Regions from separate parts of the Homo sapiens genome. Here region 2 is linked to region 1. Evidence: chromatin contacts called from ENCODE Hi-C or POLR2A ChIA-PET data. All regions are on one chromosome and are shown on one strand. Each heading gives the region's core, a stretch centred on a gene start or an enhancer-like site at or near the end of the contact. The rest is flanking DNA. Distances are from core to core; before and after follow the strand shown. Region 1 overlaps THADA (THADA armadillo repeat containing). Region 2 overlaps THADA (THADA armadillo repeat containing).

What was found. Hi-C counts contacts between places; a loop is a spot of excess contacts on that map. ChIA-PET counts read pairs that join two places held with the same protein, here RNA polymerase II (POLR2A). Pooled maps may share reads with other maps.
Region 2: a map of sigmoid colon shows a loop between it and region 1 (2.0-fold over the local background). The contact joins two enhancer-like sites. A Hi-C loop is called at or near these places in 1 of 168 maps with a recorded cell type or tissue (sigmoid colon) and 1 of 50 pooled maps. POLR2A ChIA-PET finds 5 or more read pairs at or near these places in 2 of 52 experiments (HEK293 and OCI-LY7).

Annotation. Positions count from the first base shown.
Region 1 is chr2:43,341,405-43,348,483 of GRCh38, forward strand. It overlaps THADA (THADA armadillo repeat containing), which reads right to left. Exons shown (of 38, transcript NM_022065.5): 30 at 2,718-2,833. Among named protein-coding and RNA genes, the nearest start is that of LINC01126, 120 kb to the left of the region's middle. Within about 2 kb of position 2,732, at least 18 of the 41 ENCODE cell types and tissues checked have a DNase peak (open chromatin) inside an H3K27ac peak, as active enhancers do.
Region 2 is chr2:43,516,473-43,523,551 of GRCh38, forward strand. The region is part of intron 22 of THADA (THADA armadillo repeat containing); the gene reads right to left. Among named protein-coding and RNA genes, the nearest start is that of THADA, 76 kb to the right of the region's middle. Within about 2 kb of position 3,524, at least 10 of the 41 ENCODE cell types and tissues checked have a DNase peak (open chromatin) inside an H3K27ac peak, as active enhancers do.

The DNA of each region.
Region 1 (7,079 bases), core at 1,482-3,981:
GGACCACAGGACAGGTTTTAAAAGGCCAGGAGGACTTCCCTTCCTCTTAGCTGCAGAGGAAGCTGATGGCAGCTTTGTCAGCCATCTTCAGGCACTGCACAACATGAAGGTCCACTCAATGGCTGGCCTGCCGCTCCATCTCCTCCATCTCATCCAACAAGAGGTAATGGACTCAGGAAGCCAGTGGATAATGACTTTCTACGAGATGCATGAAGGAGTAGCAAGCTAAGGGGGCAGAAACTCCTTCCTTACAGCACTTTAAGAACTAGAGTGTTAGGATACTTGGGACAGTCCTGGCTAGAAGCAGGTTTCAGAGGATAATTTCTGGACAGCTCTGACTTCTTGATCCCCAGAAATAACAGGTAGGAAGAAGTGGCCTATTACCTGGCAAACAGCTGAGGGTACTGATGTGATATGTATCTTTGGGATGCTAAGAGCCACACAGAAGGCAAATGGTACTAGGCGTGGGTAAACACTTCATGGGTAAGCAACTCCTACTCTCTAAATAAAATGGAGAAAACAAGTTGGGTGCAGTGGCTCACATGCCTGTAATCCCAGCACTTTGGGAGGCCGACGCAGGTGGATCACCTGAGCTCAGGAGTTCGAGACCAGCCTGGGCAATCTGTTGAAACTCCTTCTCCACCAAAAAACCCCACAAAAATTAGCCAGGCATAGTGGCGTGTGCCTGTAGTCCCAGCTGCTCAGGGGACTGAGGCGGAGGGATCACTTCAGCCCCAGGAGGTCAAGGCTACAGTGAGCCGTGGTAGCGCCACTGCACTCTAACCTGGGTGACAGAGCATGACCCTGTCTAAAAAAAGGGAGAATAGACTAACAGACTAAAAATGAGAGGCTCCCAATAACTTTACCGGCATTTCAGACACAAGATAATTTCTCCATCAATATCCCTATCCAAAGCTATTAATGTTGAGACAATAATTGAGATACACACATCCACACATTGGGAAATCCACCGCTGGCTCCTTCACCAAAAGGTTTCTTACAGGAGCTTTCACTGTGTGGCCTGGGCATATTTCCTGAGCCCCATTCTCTGCCACTTGTGCCTTACACTTTAGGTTCCAGAGGGCTAACTTCCTTATGGTTCTGCAAACCTACAGTGCCGTTTCATATTGCTGTGTCTCTGCCTATGCCGTTACCTAAGCCTGGAATTCCCCTACCTGTGTTGGCCACTTGGCAAAATTCTGGCTCACTCTTGATGGCCAGTTTGATGTCAGCCCTCTCTCACCCCTCTTCTGGCGTAATGCTGTACCTACTACAGACATTTGTTATAATACTTAATATACCAGATGAAAATTATTTATACACGTCTTTCTCACTTCCTGGAAGTCCCTGGAGCCAGGACTAGCTCTTTTATATTTTTGTATCCCTATATCTCCTAACACAAAGGCTAGCAGGTAGCCTGTGCTCAACAATGCTTTGTTGAATTAAACTGATTTGAGAGCCTCACACAGCCCATTACTTGACTTGCCACAGAAGGTAAGAGCCCAACAAAAGTGACCAAAAGCACACTTTTTGAAAAATAAAAAAGAGAGGCTTCTACTTTAGACAGCCAATATACTTTTTTCTTTTTTTTTCAACTTGTTTGTTTCTCAAACTCTAAGCATCAGAAATTTATTTATTTTTGAAACAAGGTCTCACTCTGTCACCCAGTCTGGAGTGCAGTGGTGCAATCACAGCTCACTAGAGCCTTAAACTCCTGGGCCCAAACCATCCTCCTGCCTTAGCCTCCCAAGTAGTTGGGACTACAGGCATGCACCACCATACCTGGCTAATTTTTGTTGTTGTCGTTGTTTTGTAGAGATGGGGTCTCGTTATGTTGTCCAGGCTGTTCTTGAACTCCTGGGCTCAAGCAATCCTTCTGCCCTAGCCTCCCAAAGTGCTGGGATTACAGACATGAACCACCACACCCGGCCAATAAACTGACTCTTAATTAAATGCGTGTACTATGGCAGGAAAGGTAGTAACACTAACACATGCGCCTCTTCTGGAGCTACTCTGGTGGAACTTACAGAGGACCTACGGAGGGCCTTTGCAGTTAACACTATCCTACCACCACCAGAGTCCTGCAACACAGATTTTGAACATGGCATTACAGAGAGGACTCCCTGTATATTACATGAGAAATTCCTTTTACTCCTTCATCTTTCACACAGTAAATGTTCTAAGTTCCAGGATAAACTAACAATGGCAAGGATGAAAAATATGTTTCTATTCTTTTTTGCCTTGCTTATTCAAGCTACCTTACTACCCACCTAAGAAAGGCAACTTCCATCCCCTCTTGCTATTCACACCCTATCTGTCCCTCAGTGCCTGCTCAAGCCTACAGCAATCTCTAATCTCTGAGTTGCCACGGCACCTAAGAGTCTGTACCACATGATTTAGTCAATTACTGCCTTTCATTGTTATAATATCTAACACAGGACTGGGCACGCAGCAGGTTTCAACAAAAACAAGCTGATTGGTGGGCAGACAAAAAGCCATATTACATGCCCCTCAGTCACTTAGCAGTTTTAGAAAAATTGTCAAGAAAATATTTTTCTTTCTTTACCACAACCCAAAGTTCTAAAAGGATAAATACTCCAATAAGTTTAGAAAACTCATGCCAATGACTTTTAAAACTCCCCACAACTAGAAACAGCAATTCTCAAATGTATTCCTAACCCCTGATAACTCCTTGCTCATGTGGGATTTTAACATACCTCTTGGCCAGCCAGAGTTTGGCTTTGGTACAAACAGTGATGTCAGTCAGCTCGTGCTGGAAGTCTGAATTCGTTCCGTGTTTGGAGTCTGAGTAGGCTTGCAACAAATGAAAAACCTAAACCAAAAAAGAAAAAAAAATCCTGCTGTGAAAATATATTTTTCCTAAATGCTCAGTTCCTCCCTTTTAAGTTTCCTTAAAATGTTCCCCTCAAAGAAAACAGACACCTGCAGAATGTAGCTCTGGTCTCTTTGCAGAAAGGCATGTTGGTTTTGGAGGATGTAGCAGTGCCGAGAAACCCAAGTCCTTAATCCATACTTTGCTATGGGTTTCTCACACAATCCCCAAAACTGATGACTGTGGCCCAACAATCATCTGCCACAAGAGTTTATTAGTTACAAACAACCTATACACTGATTTCAGCAAAGAAATGCAAACATCTTTATGTTAGCTGTCGCACATGAAAATAAAATGTGCCTTTTAAAGTCAAAGTCTTAAATTTAAAGAAAAATACATTGTTTGAGAGTCTAAACTGGTTTACATGTCTGAGTTCATTAGAACAGTCGTGGCTAAAGAAGTAGGTCAAACTAATTCTTGCCTTAGCAAATACTGGGCAGTGATGTTTGTAACTATTTAGGGTTTTTTTTGTTTTTTTTTTTTAGCAGATCTTCCCTTCGATGTCAGGAGTGAATGCAGCAATGCAGACGTGCCCCACTTATACAAGGATACTCGTGTATATGCATGTATGCACGTATGTATGTACTGGATTCAGCAATGACATCCGCAAAGCCTCTGTGAGGAGTACAAATCTATAGCAGACAAAGAATAAGGACAAGGGCATAAATGAGATCTTTTGACCTTGGCTAGTGCCAAGGAGAGAAATGCAAGTCAAGAGAAATCCTTCAGTCTCCAGCCTCCTTATCTAAATCAAGAGGAAGAGGTGGGTGTGGCAAAGTAAGCATAGATAAACACACTAAGAACTCTGAAAGTCTATTTTAATAACATCTGTTTTCTTTCCCTATTATATCCTTCTCTAGAGCTGTGAATGATTCTTTCTGTGTAACCAGATTCAACGTTTTCCTCTCTTTCTCTCCTATCAACAATGGGCTGACAATAGTGAAATAATTGAGAGTTAGATACGGAAGGGGGTAATGAGAAACAGAAAAGGCCAGATAAAATCAATCCAGAGTCATCAGACCCTAAATGGGTAGACTGGCAGGTTTTACTGGGTCAGACGTCTGCAATCACCAACAACAAATACATGCCAAGCACCTTCTGTTTAGAGAATCAAAATAAATTTCTTCTAAACAGAAGTAACTGTACAGGAGAGTGCACACAAGTCCCAATGTGGAGACTGAAAATGCTTTGTCTAATAATGGATCTGTTATTTCAGAAGCAACAGATCAAATGTCATGCCTTCACCACACCCCCGCAGGGACCCAAACCACCCGACGTGGAGTCTGGAGCAATGGGTCTGGCTGGAGCTTCTGTTCTTATGTGGTGACTGCCAGAGGGAAAAAATACCTTCCTCAGCCTGAATCCCCACTGTCCTGAAAGAGCTGGCAAAGTCACTGGGCTTTGCTTTACTTTTCTCTACAGCTGCACAAAACCAACCACCAGGGCTTTTCATGGTGTCACAGGATCGCAATTAATCAGCAGACACCAGCAAAATGCATGACTTCGGAATTTACTTGTAAAGAAACCTGTGAGATTTTCAAATGCTTCTCATTTAGAAGCAATCACTTCAAAAATAACTCCTGATGGATGTTTAAACTTAGTCCTATATTTGCTCACCTTACTTGGCAAAAACAAGACTGTTTTTGAAACGCTTGGTAGCTCTGGTTTATGAAAATCAGCCTACAATTCTGTCACATTGGGTACAAACCAGACAATTGTGACCCTGGTTATTCACCAGGAATGGAGAGCGATCTATTTACACGAGACAAATGGAGAGCCAGGTACGCTGAAAAGAACTGTGGCGGAAATAAGCATGTCAAAGGGCCAGGGTCAGAGAAGTCATGGAAAAAAATGGGGCAGGGAAGGAGAGGGAGAAGAGAAGACAGGGGAAAGAGAAAGGAAAGAAAGTTTTATAAGCAATTGTATGAAACAGGTTAGTGTTTTTGAGATATTTTTCTTTAAGAAAATAAAAATATTTGAATACACAACTAACCTCATAGACATTTAGTGTGTTGGGTTCAAGAAAAATGAGACCATCCTTTGGCATGAGGTCCAGGTATAAGGCCAGGCCCTTTGAAACTAAGATTTGATCAAGGTCAGACTCAGGAGCTCCGGCAGCTCCCAAGAAGGGCAATTTGTCCACCAGCTCTTAAAGGATGGCAAGTAGCAAGGCAACTCTTTCTTCCTCACTTTCCTAAAGTTCTGGTCCCAAAGAATTCTGAGGCTAAGAAAGCAGTCAGACCCAGGCCTGTACTGAACCAAGCACAGAGAAACCAAAGCTGCCAGAACCAAGGAGGATGATTAACTGCCAACACACATGAGAACTCAGAAGTTCAGTGTCATTTTATGTGTCCTAAATTGGCAAACATTGTCAACAAATATTTATTAAACAACTCTTATTACCAGGCACTGTCCAAGGGGCTGCAGCAGAGACCAGATAGTTCCTTGCTTTCCTGTAGCTTACATTCTAGTCATGGAGACATGAAAAATCAATAGCTTTCCTGACTCTGCCTGGTCATGATTTACAACCTGCATGGCAGCATCGTCATCACTTTTGTTTGTATGCTTGACCTCCCCCTCCAACAAGTCTGATGCACTGTAGGAATTCAACAAGCATTTGCCAAATAAAAACGATGTTGGTGTTTGGTGCTTCTTCCTATATTCACTCCTTTAGGACACATTCCCTTGGGTTTTGTGAGCTATCGTAGTGCCGACTTCTGTGTCTGGAGTGGAACGGAGAGCTGAATCACGCCGTACTCCTCATCCCAGTGGATGCCTCATCTGATGGTGGAGGCAGGAAGGCTAGATTAGTGCTAAGAATCCAGCCTCATGGGAAAGTGGAAGAGCATGGATTTTGAAGCCGGGCAGAGATAGGTGTAAACCAGTTATCAGTTTTGCGGCTTTGGGCAACTTAACCTCTGTTTCTCCATGGTAAATGGCGTATAATAATATCTAACTTGTAGGACTGTAGAGAGATTTAAAAGAATATATATACTACTAGGCACGCACTAGGGAAGTGATAACAATGTTGATTCTTTTCCATGTTCTGTCTGCTCCCTCTCTTCCAGCCCCATTCCAAAAATAAACAGTCAGAGAAGACTTTGCAGAAAGAGTGATATGCATACGTGGCCTTAAAAACAGTCTTGCCAGAATCGAGGGAAGGGTATGCAAGCAGTGAAAACAATTAAAACACATTTTAAGGGTATTAAAATATTGGTAATGCCAACAAAAAGAGTGAATCTTAAACTATGGACTTTAGTTAATAATAATGTGTAAATACTGCTTCATTAATTGTAACAAATGCACCACATAAATACAAGATATTCATAGTAGGAGAAAATTGGGGGAAAGAGGTGGGGAGGAGAAAAATATTTGGGAACTTTCTGTATTACCAGTTCAATTTTTCCCTAAATCTAATGGTTCTAAAAATAGTCTCTTAATTTTTAAAAATATTGGTACTACTCAGGGGACAACAAGTGGTCCTGTGTGCGCAGAGAACAGCCAGGGTGTGCACAGGGTGGTGGCAGACACAGCTGGAGAAAGGAGTCGGGTCTAGTCAGACAAAGACCTTAAAGGCAATGTCATGGAATGTGTACTTTATTCTGCAGACGGCAAAGATTTCTTCAGAGAGTGCTGTTGGGTGATGAGATCTGTAACTTGGAGAAAAAAGCCAGGGGCAGTGTGGAGGTCATAGCAGAAGGGGTGGAATGCCCAGGACTACTGTAGTAGTCTAGACAAGAGGAGGGGAGGGTTGAAACCAGCGGCTCAAAACCAATAGCCTTTGGGCCAAAAGTGGCTGCAGATGTTTTATTTAGCCCATACAGTACTTTTAAATCAACCTTTATGAATTGGGATATTTCACATTAAAGTCATCCTGATTTCCATTTTGAAAAATTAGATCTGGCTATAGCGGCCCACCTTCCTGTAGGGCAAACAGTCACCTGGCCGGAGCTGAGCAGCAGGAGCTGGCCCCGGAGATGAGAACTGCACTCTCTAGACCACCGCTGTCACCACTATTACTATTGCCTGTTACTCTAGTCACTAAGACGGAGGGTCAATGCCATTTATCAAAGCTCTTAGGCTTTTTTGTTTGTTTGTTTTAAACTTTCGGAGAATCAAGAAAAAAATAAAATACTTACTGAACCCAAATCTCTACTAAAAGTTTGAAAACAAAGAATGGGCAGAG
Region 2 (7,079 bases), core at 2,274-4,773, 180 kb after region 1:
GACATTCTCTCTGCCGTGAATACTCTTCCTCCAGGTATTTACATCGTGGTTGTACAACTGCTAATTTTAGTATTCACTATACCTTCTAGTACATGCAAATATTTCACACTAATGTTTAAAAATTGGGTAAAATAAGGGGGTAGAAGAGACGGAAGCTAAATAATTTGCTCAAGGTTACATAGCAAGTACGTGGCAGAGGGAGAATTAAAATGTATATTGACACCAAAGCCCTTGCCTAATAAAAAGGCATTATTTCAATGTGCCTGCCCTAAATGCTCAGATCTGGCTCATGATGAAAATACTATCAACTCTCTAATATTTGTTTTAGTGAATTTCACTATTTTATTTTTTAAAGAGATCTATCAGGTAGCTAGTGGTTGCTTTGCACTATGCTATGTCCTAAAAATAGAACCGCAGAATAAAAATTCCAAAGGGCACGTGATTTACAAAATGTTTTCATGTGGCTTTGGAATGTATTACCAGAGAATACAATTTTTAAGATATTAACTTCCTGATCATGTTTTATTCAGGTTACTTTTCAGATTGATTTCATTCCCTGAACATCTACCATTGGGGTGGGGGTTAAAGTATTAATAGTTCTAAATGAACTGGGTGACATGAATAGAGAGCTAGCTAGAAAATTAAAATACTCTACAGAAAAGCCACTCAGTAGATAACCTTTTTGTGACTGACTTGAATTGAATTGTGTCTCATTTGTTTTCGAGGTACCCCCACTCCCTTAGGGAACTGGGGAAGTTTATTACTATTAATAAACTGCTTTCTTATATTAACTGAATGATTCATGGTAGCCTGAAGAAATTACTTCACCTGCAAACACAAAGCAATTAATTTCACATTTAAATATGAAGTACATTTAAAGCCAACGTATTGAAGCAAAATTCCCAGAAAAGACTCAAACTGCCAGGAAGGTAATTTGTATAACCTCAACTGAGTAAGGGTAAGCCTCTGCCAATATCTTTATTTACCAAACAATAGTTTACTTACAAAGCACAAGAAGGAAGAAAATCCTTTCCCTTTCCCATAAACACAGACTTTCACTTTGTTAGGTTAAAGAACAAAGTGGCAGCTTAGAAAGGAATAGTATACTTTCTGGGAACAGAAACTTTATGTCCATTTATTTTACACATCCATGAAGTTTCTCATTTTTTCATCCAGTCCCCTCCCCGCTTCCATGCAACTCTATCAAACGCACGTGCACTTCATTTGCTCGTAATCTTGAAGTTACCTACTAGGGTCCATAAATATTAATGTGTGTACCATTTCCAAGATACCTTCTATTTTTATATACATGTGGTTGGAGACTCTCAGAAAACACAAAGATTTCCCAGGGAGCAAAAAATCCAAACTCATCCTGGCTCACAAAGCCCTACGTATCTGGACAATCTCATTAAACTTTATCTTACACCATTCTGTTCTTTAATACACCATAGATTTTGGCGTTAGTGGTTCTCATTGCTTGGAAAGCTCTTCTCCAGAAAAGGTGCTGCTTCTTGCCATTCAGGCCCTGGCTGAAATATTACTTTAGTCTAGTAGGAAAGAATCTTCCTTACCACCAAACTTTATCACATAAAAACACACACTGCTAGCAGATAGTTTATTATTTTCTACATCTCCATGTATCAAGGACACATTCCTTCCTGTTATTTCTCTATTCCCAGCACCTATAACACGGCCTGATACCCTATAGGGAGCTCAATAAATATTTGTTGAATAAATGAATGACATATAATTTACTAACTTCATTGAATATGGCAGTCTAACAAACCAGGTTGACAAAGAAAGAGGGTATAATAACTAGAAAAGAAAGTACAAACAAAAATGTTTTCCAATGAGAAGTGCCACTGTTAAGAGCCAGCAGTTGATGCAGCTGCTTAGCTTCCTGTAACACGTACAAACACATTCAGCAAATCTCCACATACCAGGGTTATAGTATTCATACAAGAATATTTCCTACTGAAATCCCCAAACAGCTTACCAAAATCAACTCTATTAACCTAACTGCTACCCCAAGAGATCATTTTTTCTCTAAGACCCAAGAACAAAACCAAGTACAGGGTTCAAAAGCAAGTATAGTTCAGGTTCATGTAAAAGTGTTATTTAACCGAGGTTTGTACACTTATGAACACAGAGTAGAAACTATGTTTCATATGAGCAATGTCTCTGAGTTTTAACAATAGTTATAAAATTTAATTCAAGATGATAACTTTTTCCTTTCTTTCTTAAGCCTCTTTAGGAGATCTCCTCTAGGCCCATAGCTTCATCTATTTCCTCTGTTTGGCTGACTTTCAAACATATACCTCCAGCTGGAGTGAACAACTGTCCCTATTTGCCTGGGACTAAAGGATTTCCCAGAATGCTGGACATTTACTGCTAAAATATTGGGGGAGTCCCAGGTCACACTATCTCCAACCTGGACCCCTCTGCTAATCTCCTGACCTGTATTTCCAACTGTCTGCTATCCCGCTAGGCAGCCTCCCAAAACTACCTTTAACTCAGCATGTTTAAAGCATTATTCTCCCTCCCATCATGCCCTCCTGCTTGCCTTGCTTTTTGCCAATGTTATTGGCATTAATTATTCTTCTCATCACCTAGGATAGACAGTTCAGTGAGCGGATCTTTGTCTTGGTCTTTAACGTCTGTCTTGTAAATTATGTGACTTACTTATCTAATCCCAAAGATTAAAATGCTAGGTTGAAAGTTCCTCTAAAAACAAGGCCCATGTTTTATCAATATTTTTATCCTAGCTATCACAATTCCTTATAGAAAGCAATAATCAATAAACTTTTGTTAAACTGCTAACCTCTGAAATGCTATGAAATTCCAGAAAAACATTTAGATTCTAGTGCTGGCTCAATCACCAACTACATGTGTAGCTATAGATAAATCACTTGATTCTCAGTGCTTTAGAATGAAAATAAAATAAAAATGCTTTGAAAATTCAATGAACATTCCCTGGGTTATATAGAGAAGATAATGACTCTAAAATACATAAGTAGTTCCTGATGAGAATGTCCCCAAAACTCCTCATCATGGTCCCATACAATCCTTAGTCCCTTATTCAAGTCCTCACATCCCTCTCTTACTTCCACAGTTATATGTTTCCTATTTAGACTCTGGTAATTATGTCTAGGTTCACAGTAACTGTGGCCTACCATATCATATTCTCAATGGTCAAAGAGAGCTCAGTCAAACACAGCATCTGGCACACAGTAGATGTTTAAGAAATCTTTTGTTGAATAATTAAGGAGCAACTAGTGCTGGTGCCAGCTGGCGCACATTAGCTGTGCCTGCAGGTAGGCATAAAATTGACAAACCAGGTATAAAAAGCAGGGAGCTGGAACCCTAAGTCTTCTCAATAGTGAGGTCACTGTGCCTATAAAAAGCAGAATAGAGTTCTGACTATTCAATGAACCTTCTGTCTGCTCCCCAGCAAGGAAAGATTTCTTTATAAGGAAGTGATTTCAAAACTCCAGGGTTGCTGGTGTTTATGATAATGAAGGAATTGAGAGGTAAAAATGAAACCATGCAAGGTTCCCAAGAACAATACAGCAAACCCTAGTTGTTTGTTTTGGTTCTTCATCACACAATCCAGGGCCTAGCAAGGATATAAAAAGAAAGGTTCTCGAGTGAAACAGTCCTTGGTTCTTTGAGCCAACTCTATGTAGTCACCAACCACAGCTATGGGGAATTCCAAAATCCTGCTTTTGTTAGTGAATGCCTTTCCACTAAATAAGCAGACAGCCTCTTGTCTGAAGGTATTTTGTTTTTATTTGGCTATCTTGTCGAATTAATACAAAATATACAGTGTCTTTAGCCTCTGAGTACATTGTAAAATTGCAACCTTCTTAAAAGGGGTTCAAGGTTCATCATAAACAACTCAGTAACACAAAATGTTATTAATCTACAAAATATGGCCAGGCGCGGTGGCTCATGCTTGTAATCCCAACACTTTGGGAAGCCAAGGCCGGAGGATCTCTTGATCTCAGGAGTTGGAGACCAGCCTGGGCAACACGGCACAAGCCCATCTCTACAAAAAATACAAAGAAATTAGCCAGGCATGGTGGTGCACACCTGTAGTCCCAGCTACTCAGGAAGCTGAGGTGAGAGGACTGCTTGAGCCCAGGAGGTTGAGGCTGCAATGAGCCAATATCACACCACTGTGCTCCAGCCTAGGCAAAAGAGTAAGACCCTATCTCAAATATTTATACGTATATATATATACACACACACACACACACACACACACACACATATATATCAACAACAACAACAACAAACGGTTTACCAGTTCTCAAGGAAGCTTACTAAAAATGTATCCAGCTTCCCTCAGTCTTTTATATCCAAAATCCTGACTTTCCCAATCAGAACCTAGAAAGCAGCACGGTATGAAGAGTAGAAATTCTTAAAGAAGGAGGGAGGGAGGGAAGAAAAAAGAAAGGGAAGGAGGGAGGGAGGGAGGGAAGAAGGAAGGGAGGAAGGGAGGGAGGAAGGGAGGAAAGGGAGGAAAGGGAGGGAAGGGAGGGAAGGGAGGGAAGGAATGAAGGGAAGGAAGGGAAGGAAGAGAAGGAAGGGAAGGATAGGAAGGGAAGGAAGGGAAGGGAGGAAAGAGAGGGAAGGGAGGGAAGGTAGGGAAGGGAGGGAAGGTAGGGAAGGGAGGGAAGGAAGGGAAGGAAAGGAGGGAGGGAGGGAAGAAGGAAGGAAAGAGGGAAGGAAAGAGGGCAGGAGGGCAGGCAGACAAGAAGGCAGGCAGGCAGGCAGATGCACAAAAAGAGGTAGGGAGGGCCGGGCGTGGTGGCTCACTCCTGTAATCCAGCACTTTGGGAGGCCGAGGCAGGTGGATCACCTGAGGTCAGGAGTTCAAGACTGGCCTGGCCAACATGGCGAAACCCAGTCTCTATAAAAATACAAAAAAATTAGCCTGGCATATTGGTTTGCTCTTGTAATCCCAGCTACTCGGGAGGCTGAGGTGGGAGATTCACTTGAACCCGGGAGACAGAGGTTGCAGTGAGCCGAGATTGCACCACTGCACTCCAGCCTGGGCGACAGAGCAAGACTCCAGCTCAAAAAAAAGGTAAGGGGTTTGTTGTTGCTGTTTTCCTATGCTAAGTGCTATGGCCTAAGCCCCTACTAAAAGTAACAGAAGTGAACAGGCCAGGCTATAGCTGCTATTCAGGCCTTTGTATTGTCTTGAGCAGATCACTGAAGCAAATTATTGTTCCATAAACAGATTACTCCAACTCCTATCCACAGAGCTATCTCACTCCCACTGGATAAGTATTCTAAGATAAGAATAAAACCCGCAGACTAAAATCAAATTACATAAGCTGTATACCCAACTAACTGGTCATTAGACAATTATTTTGTACCAATAAATCCGATTCCCTGACTACAAAGTGGCTTTTAAATGGCTTCATCCATCCAACTACATGTAGTAGCACAGAGCTATTTTTAACTTATATTACTATTGCTAACTGAGAAATGTCACCTTCATTTCCTCAAACTCTTTCAGTATGATTTATTTTTTCTAACTTAGAGATTTTCCCAATCTCTAATTATTTCATAAGCTAAATTCCCATTCAACTCCATTCAATCTTTGGTCAAGTATTATATTTATTATTTCAAAGTTCATGTTTATTATTTCAATGAAACTAAACACTAATAGATGTGTGCAGGAAGGTTGTTTGCATGTATATTTTAAATAGGAACACAACCCTGAAGCACCAGGAAACTTTAAGCCTGAAAAATGATTTGCCCAAATGAAATCCTGTTAGAAAGCTACATATCAAGAGAAGCCATCTTAACCTCCCTCACCACTATCATACATTATTGAGGCTTACTGCAGGCTAAAACATTAGGGGGCTATTTTGAAGACTTAGCTGCAGGCACAGGCAATAATACAATGACCAAATCTAAATTGAATTACCAATCAGAGGGCCATGGGGAGAAGGACAAGATACAGTGGATTAAAAGAAGTCATTGGAAGATGTACCAGATAGCTGGTTCTCTCAATTATTTAATATAATCATTCCCTAAGATCAAGGAGAAAAATTAATATTAAAAAAATTCTAAAACTTTACTTAAAAAGCTGGCATAGAGGTTACTCACTGAGAACAAAGTCCCTCTGCTATTGTCTAAATGACAAAGTGTTATTATGAAAACTTTTTAAATGAGTGTTCAAATATCGAGGAAAAACAGTAATATCTGACTCAACTATTACAGTAGGCTTAAAAATGAAAATAAAAATGCAGGAATCATTAACAAACACTTAGAATGTATACATCAAGACATTCTAGTTTTCTCCAAATTCTTTTAATCCACAATAGAAAAGGGAAATTAAAAGGATTTTTCTCTCTATAAAGAATATGGCTCCCCAGGCAAGATCGCGCCACTGCAGTCCAGCCTGGGCAACACAGCGAGACTCCATCTCAACAAAACAAAACAAAAAAAAGAATATGGCTCCCCAAGGTGGCTCATCTCTTAGTTATTCTTTATTTAATTATTCATATTTCAAATAAAATTAATAGGACACTCAGTGAGAAATAGTGTCTTATTTAGACACATTTCCCAAATGAAATGTAAATAAAAGTTTAGGCTGGGCGCGGTGGCTCATGTCCGTAATCCCAGCACTTTGGAAGGCTGAGGTGGGATACTGCTTGAGCCCAGGAGTTCGAGACCAGCCTAAGCAACATGGCGAAACCCCATCTCTACAAAAAATACAAAAATTAGCTGGGCATGGTGGCAGACACCCGTAAGTCCTAGCTACTTGGGAGGCTGAGACAGATTCTGATCACTTAAGCCAGGAGGCAGAAGTTGCAATGAGCCAAGATCATGCCACTGCACTCCAGCCTTGGCAACAGAGAGATTCTGTCTCAAATAAATAAATTAAATTAAAAATAAAGTTTACACAAGATTGTATATTCTTTCATTCAAAGCTGAATGACTCTTCCCCAAATCTTATATATTACATTCTGCATTTATTTATTTCTCAACTGCATATTCTTTAGAGACTTGGTCTTTCATTCTCCAGAAAGGTAGAAGAAATTATTTTTTCAGTATTA